Linked DNA regions of Homo sapiens: region 2 is linked to region 1. Evidence: chromatin contacts called from ENCODE Hi-C or POLR2A ChIA-PET data. All regions are on one chromosome and are shown on one strand. The core of a region is the stretch at or near the end of the contact, and the rest is flanking DNA. Distances in the headings are between cores, read along the strand shown.

The links. Hi-C counts contacts between places; a loop is a spot of excess contacts on that map. ChIA-PET counts read pairs that join two places held with the same protein, here RNA polymerase II (POLR2A). Pooled maps may share reads with other maps.
Region 2: a loop to region 1 is called in a map of MCF 10A, with 4 times the contacts of the local background. The contact joins the promoter of EPC1 here to the enhancer-like site in region 1. A Hi-C loop is called at or near these places in 3 of 168 maps with a recorded cell type or tissue (CD8-positive, alpha-beta T cell, MCF 10A and mammary epithelial cell), 12 of 37 single-sample maps with no recorded cell type and 16 of 50 pooled maps. POLR2A ChIA-PET finds 5 or more read pairs at or near these places in 2 of 52 experiments (A549 and B cell).

The regions. Positions count from the first base shown.
Region 1 is chr10:31,864,794-31,867,928 of GRCh38, forward strand. All of the region lies in intron 3 of ARHGAP12 (Rho GTPase activating protein 12), which reads right to left. Among named protein-coding and RNA genes, the nearest start is that of ARHGAP12, 62 kb to the right of the region's middle. Within about 2 kb of position 1,663, at least 4 of the 41 ENCODE cell types and tissues checked have a DNase peak (open chromatin) inside an H3K27ac peak, as active enhancers do.
Region 2 is chr10:32,345,530-32,348,664 of GRCh38, forward strand. It overlaps EPC1 (enhancer of polycomb 1), which reads right to left and starts at 1,629. Exons shown (of 14, transcript NM_001272004.3): 1 at 1,234-1,629. The coding sequence starts at 1,386. EPC1-AS1 (EPC1 antisense RNA 1) reads left to right here and starts at 1,835. Exons shown (of 2, transcript NR_104163.1): 1 at 1,835-1,946. RefSeq lists silencers at 660-939, 1,610-2,079, 2,090-2,219 and enhancers at 1,160-1,259, 1,280-1,339.

The sequences.
Region 1 (3,135 bases), core at 413-2,912:
GTGATTAGGCTACAAATTATGAATTTAAAATCTCCTTGCCTTCCAGAACCTCGTAACATGGTAAAGGAAAGTGAAACATGATAATAATAGACACAATGCTAGAGCTACACATGGGACACTGTGGGAGCAAAAAGGAAGAGACCCGGAAACAAGTGACTAAGCCTTAGAAATAAATAAACAGGAGTTAGCCCGGTAAAAGTTGGGGAAACAGCAGGGAGGAAGAACAAAAGCTAGGAAAAACAGCATGGTACTTTCAGGGAATGATGCTGACATACTGAGTATGTAAAAGGAGCAGCAAGTGAAAGGCCTAAGGAAAAGCAAGTAACAGCACAGAGAGTTTGAAGGTCATGTTGCAAAGCAAACATCCAGAAGCATTTAGGAAACTACTGAAGATTAAGCCAGGAAGTGCATTCTGATTTAAATTTTTAAAATATTACAGATTTTAGAGAGACGCAACTAGGAGGTTGGTACAGTAGTACAGACAGAAGATGAAGAGAGCTGCAATAGGACAAGACAGTAGGAATGCAGAAGCAGGGACAGATTCAAGAAACAATCAGAAGGTTAAATTAACATACAGGTTGTATGTTTGCTTATGTGAAGTACAGTTTGTTTTACCGTGTGTGTAGTTTTACTACAGTTAATGTCAAGATGAAGAAAAGAATGGAAAGAGAAGGGCAAACAGGAGTTACATTTAGATTGCATTAGGTTGATAAGTCTTTTCAAAACCCAAGTGGAAATGGTAATAGATTGTTGGTTATATAAATTGGGAACTCAGTTCCCAATTTACAAAAATCAGGGCTGGCCAGGCGCGGCGACTCACGCCTGTAATCCCAGCACTTTGGGAGGCTGAAGCCGGTGGATCACGAGGTCAGGAAATCGAGATCATCCTGGCTAACATGCCGAAACCCCATCTCTACTAAAAATACAAAAAAAAATTAGCCCGGCGTGGTGGCGGGCGCCTGTAGTCCCAGCTACTCGGGAGGCTGAGGCAGGAGAATGGCGTGAACCCAGGAGGCAGAGCTTGCAGTGAGCCAAGACCGCGACGCTGCACTCCAGCCTGGGCGACTGAGCAAGACTCCGTCTCAAAAAAAAAAAAAAATCAGGGCTAAAAATATAGAAGTCATTAATATACACGTGGGGTCAATAACATATGAAAGCATACAGAGTAAGTGCAAGATGAAATGAGAACCCTGGAAAATACTAAGCTGTTGCTTTATGAATTAAAATGAGAACATAAGTTTAAAGTCAGCATATGATCTTGCATAGTGATTTCTATTGTTAGCATAATAATTATTATTGCAATTAACATAACTAAAGAACCAGACTAAGTGATGGAGGCAGAAAGGAAAGTTAGAAGTAGAAGGTCTACCAGGAAAGAATAGCATTTGAAAGTCAAGAAGGAAAATTTCAAAAGAAGGGAAACTAGACAGTATCAAATTCAAAGACTTCAATACAGGGACTCTGAAAGAATCACTCAATTCAGCAATTAAGAAGTTTTTAAAGACTTCAGCTACCAGCCATGAGGATCTGAAACTACTTTCCTGCCATAAACTAGAAAAGCGAGTAAAATACAGAAAACAAGTATTGTGAGGCATTGTACAACAATCAGCTGCAGACTGTAATCTTTGAGAGAAACAAACAAGGTGAATCCTACCACTCCCAAGCTTTGTGCCGGAAGTGGTTTGCAGGAATCAGCCCAGCAAGGGGAAATCCAGAGTCTAGCAATCTCGGTGAGTGAACAGGACAAACACTGGGAATAATACAAGAAATGGAAATAATTATAAACACCATACAATGAGAAGAGAAAAAGTTGAAGGAAATGCTCCCTTTTTTTTTTGGTCTCAAGAGTTTCGCTCTTGTTGCCCAGGCTGGAGTGTAATGGCACAATCTCGGATCACCACAACCTCTGCCTCCCTGTTTCAAGCGATTCTCCTGCCTCAGCCTCCTGAGTAGCTGGGATTATAGGCGTGAGCCACCATGCCCGGCTAATTTTATATTTTTTTAGTAGAGACAGGATTTCTCCATGTTGGGTCAGGCTGGTCTCAAACTCCTGACCTCAGGTGATCCACCCGCCTCGGCCTCCCAAAATGCTGGGATTAACAGGCGTGAGCCACCGTGCCCAGTCCCTAATTTTTAAAAATCAGGGAATCTAAAGTTGGATGGCATTCTTCAAAACCGATAAACCAAGAAACAGGTGGAATTATGTTTGAAATCTAGAGACTTAACAGTAATTCTAAGTAGAAGCACAGATAATTAGGTTTATTGACAATGAAAGGTAAAAAGTTAGTTTCTAGTAGAAATAAGAACCTTGTTTTCTTTTTTTTGTTTTTTTTTTTTTTGAGACGGAGTCTTGCCCTGTCACCCAGGTTGGAGTGCAATGGTGTGATTTCAGCTCACTGCAGCCTCCACCTCCTGAAGAACCTTGTTTTCTTAATGAATTAGTTCCATACTTAAAATCAGCTTAAATCCTCAATTTTCAAAGTGTATGAGAAAAGAATAGACGAGGACTCCGTATTTGTGAAATACTCTGATCTCTGGCAAAAAGAAAGTGCACATGTTTATTATTGCCTAAACCACTGAAAAATTCAAGGGAATTAACACTGATTGATTACCAACAATTTTCCTCAAGCTTGAAAATATAGGTTCTTGGCATAAAAAATACTTAGCATAAAATACCAAACTAATTTTTACATATGCACAAAATATATATTTAATTACAACAAGGGATGGTTAAGTAATAATGCACTGTCTTTTCTAGCGAACCAAAAATATGTTTTTTTAACAAATACACTCAATGCTGGTGAAGGTGGGATGTAACAACTCTAGTTTACTGCTGGTAACTTTAATCAGCAGAACCTTTTTGGAAAAGTTTGGCAGTATGTTTCAAGAGTTTTAAAAAAATATTTTTAGACCCTTGAACAAACGGAAGAAAATTCCTAAAGACACAAAAATCCCTAACAAAGATGTTCATTCCAGTGTTATTTATAAGAAATAAATCAGAAACAACCTAAACATTTAACAACAGAAAAATGGTTAAGCAAATCATGACTCAACAGATGAGGCAATACTAATACTAGCAGTGAAAATGCTATGAATGATTTCTGATTTAAAAAAAAAAAAATCTGGCCAGGCACA
Region 2 (3,135 bases), core at 379-2,878, 480 kb after region 1:
TCAATACACTGCACCCTGTTTAAATGGCTGTACCTGAAAACCAAGGTATGCAATTCCTTAGGATTAGAAGTCATCAAGTTATACTGTCAAGGATCTGGGGGAAATGAGAGGAAGATTCTATTATCCTGGTGTCCGAACCCAACTTCCACAACAAGGTAAAGCCACAGCGATGGTAAAATGTCTATTAGTTGTCAACATTTACGTGCTGAAACCCACCCAATTTAGACATCTCAATATTAAGATTTCTGTGAATCAAGTCACTTAGTTTTAGTTCGGTTTTGAATAAGAAAGGATCCTCCTTCGAAATTTAGATCTATAAAAGTTACTTAAATTGGGTCTTTTCTCCCCCTATGTTGAGATACCAGAGAGCAGGAGAACTTAAATTTATTTTACAAATAGGTAAGGTTACAGGCTTCAGAAGAGAGAGGTACTCCAAACAAATCTGCAAGATATTCGCAAGGATCACAGAAAAAGTCAGGGATAGTGGTTTATTATCCTCCGACCAACTAGCTCTGGAGAGGGATGGATACAAACGTCCCAGAAAGAGGACACTGAAAGTAAGTCTTATCTTCTAGAAAAGTAAGTCGTCCGGGCAAACACGCTGCACCCTCGACATTTCCTTGCAGAGGGGGAGAAAAGCCTCATAGAGCAGCAGGCGACATGACATGCCCGTCTGAGGCTCCACGTGGGGGCTGCACTGAGCCCAACAAGCTTCCCAGACCATGGGGCAATCAAATTCCCCGACTGTGCACAGAACCTGCGCTCCCGGCCCGGGCAGCGGCGCGCAGGCCGCAGTGGCCCTGGAGCGCCACCCAGCGGCCCACGGAGAGGCCTGTAGGCGGGTCCTCCACGGCTCCCGACTCGCCGCACCCCCACAGCCACCCAGCCCGTTCCCCTCTCCGGATGCACAAGGCCCAACCCAAGAACTAAGACACAAAATGGCTGCCGGCAGCTTCGTCACGTGACCCCTTTGTGCCTTTCGGGCCCCCGAACTCCGCGGGACCCGGGTACAAGTGGCCAGGGTCAGCGGGTGGCCTTAGAAGGGGCCCCGCTGGGCCGCGGCGGCCGGGGGTCGAGGCTGGGGGAGGCGGGGTATAGGCCCGGCCGGCGACTGAGAGTCGGCGGCGAAGAGAAGATGGCGGCCATTTTGTGTGGGTTTGCTGCTCCGCCGCCGCCGCAGGCAGCAGAGGGAGCGGGCCTGACGGTGGGTCGGACAGGGGAGTTAACACGTACCGACTCCTCTTCCTTCTCCATTCCGGTGGGCATCTGCGGCACGGCCCTGTTTATCGAGGCGTATTCGTGCAGGTCGGGCAGATCCTCACAGCGGAAAACCGGCAGCGGCTTCGAGGCGTCTAGCGCCCGCGCCCGAAACGACAGTTTACTCATCTCAGGCGCAGCAGATACCTCTCCGCTCTGGGGAAACGGCCCCGGCCAGCGGGATCATGGAGAACCGGGGGTTCGGTCCCCACTCGCCAACCGCTGCCGGGGACTTGAGGGGCGGAGCGCAGAGCCCGCCGTCCGGGCACTAACACCAGCCGGGAGGGTGGGAGGCTGTGCCGCTCCGCTCCTCTCTCGCTCGCTCTCTTCAATACGCCATGGCCAACATGGCGGACATTAAAACTCCACTGTGCGCTCTTCAGCCAACCCCAGCCATTCCCCACACTGCATCGCGCAGCGGCGCGGGCACGCGGGCGGGGGGAGGGAGCGCGGGCTCGAGGCCGGCGCCGGCACGAAGCGCGCGTCCCGCCAACCCCCGGCACCCGCCGGCCTCGCTTCCCGCGCCTCGCTGCTCCGGGCCCCCGCCCTTCGCGGGTCCGGGGGCGGACAGGGCGGACTGGGCGCTCGGACACCGGGCGCCGGCTCTTGGGTCGTGCTCTCCTGCAGCGCACACGCTCACTTTCTCACGCTCGCTCCCTCCCGGCGCCGCTTTCTGACGGGCGAACAAGGTGCGGGAAAACTCTCTCCACCAGCACGCCGCCGTTTGGAAAGGCAGCTGGGGAGAGTGGCAGGCGGGGCTCGGGCCCCGGGCACCTGGGGCTCGGAGGGCTCGGACCTCTGGGGTGCTCGCCAGCGGCTGCCCCGGGGCCACGGCCGCCCCCACGGGGCTTCGGAGGGGCGCTCCAGAGGCGCCGCGCGCCGCCGTCTGCCGCGGGGGGCGAACGCACAGCCTAGTTCCCGCGGCGCCTTAGGTCTTTACGATAAAAATACAAACTGAATTAGGGGCAGATGCTACTTTGAGTAAACTTTTATCAGCAGTTATTTTTATGTCCTAATGCAACTTTGGATTATAATGTTTTATAGGCACCGCATCAAGTCATTGATCCGTTTCCCACGCATTGGGCTTAATATAAATGATAGGTATCCTATTCTACAAAGTAGATTTTTTTAAATCCTGCATTTTCATCTACACATATTTACTTTTTAAATAGTAACTGAAGCAAAGGAAATTATTACCCACCACTATAACATTTAAAAGCAAGATCTACTTCAGAATTTAAAGCCAGTTCTTTATATCTAGCTCATGATTCTGTACTCAAAGAGACTGCGGCTTCATCATAGCCGTGGGTTCACACTTTCATCATTTGTCCTCTGAAAAACTTTGTAACATTGAATCATATAAAGACCTGTCGTACTCCCGCCAAACAAAAAGCTGAATTATTAGATTTAGATGGATATGATAGATGGGTGGCATCGGTTTATATTACACATGAAAATGGGTATCCTGAGATCTCTTCGTTGTTGTTGTTGTTAATAGGGAAGATTGTTGGGGTGGGTTTAATAAATTGGCAGCCAAATTTCAATTCGAGTTTCAATTTGTATCTTAGTGCACAATTTTGTATCTTGTGCAACAAGATACAAAAAGATACAAAAATGTTTTGAGTTGCTTTTCTCCCTGGGAACTACGTAGTAAAAGTAATCACGCTCCTTAAATACTGGGCTTGATATGAGCTGTCACTAGCTTAGGGCACACAGGCAAACTGCTAGCCTCCAGGCTGGTTTAGCCAGCTCCCGCGGGGTAGGGAGAAAACAGGACGGATTGCAGTTCTCCAAAATTATACTTAAACTCCGATATTGGCAGCTCACTTAAGTGAGGCATAAGGACGTTCACCTGCATTTCCTACACAGAGACCGTGC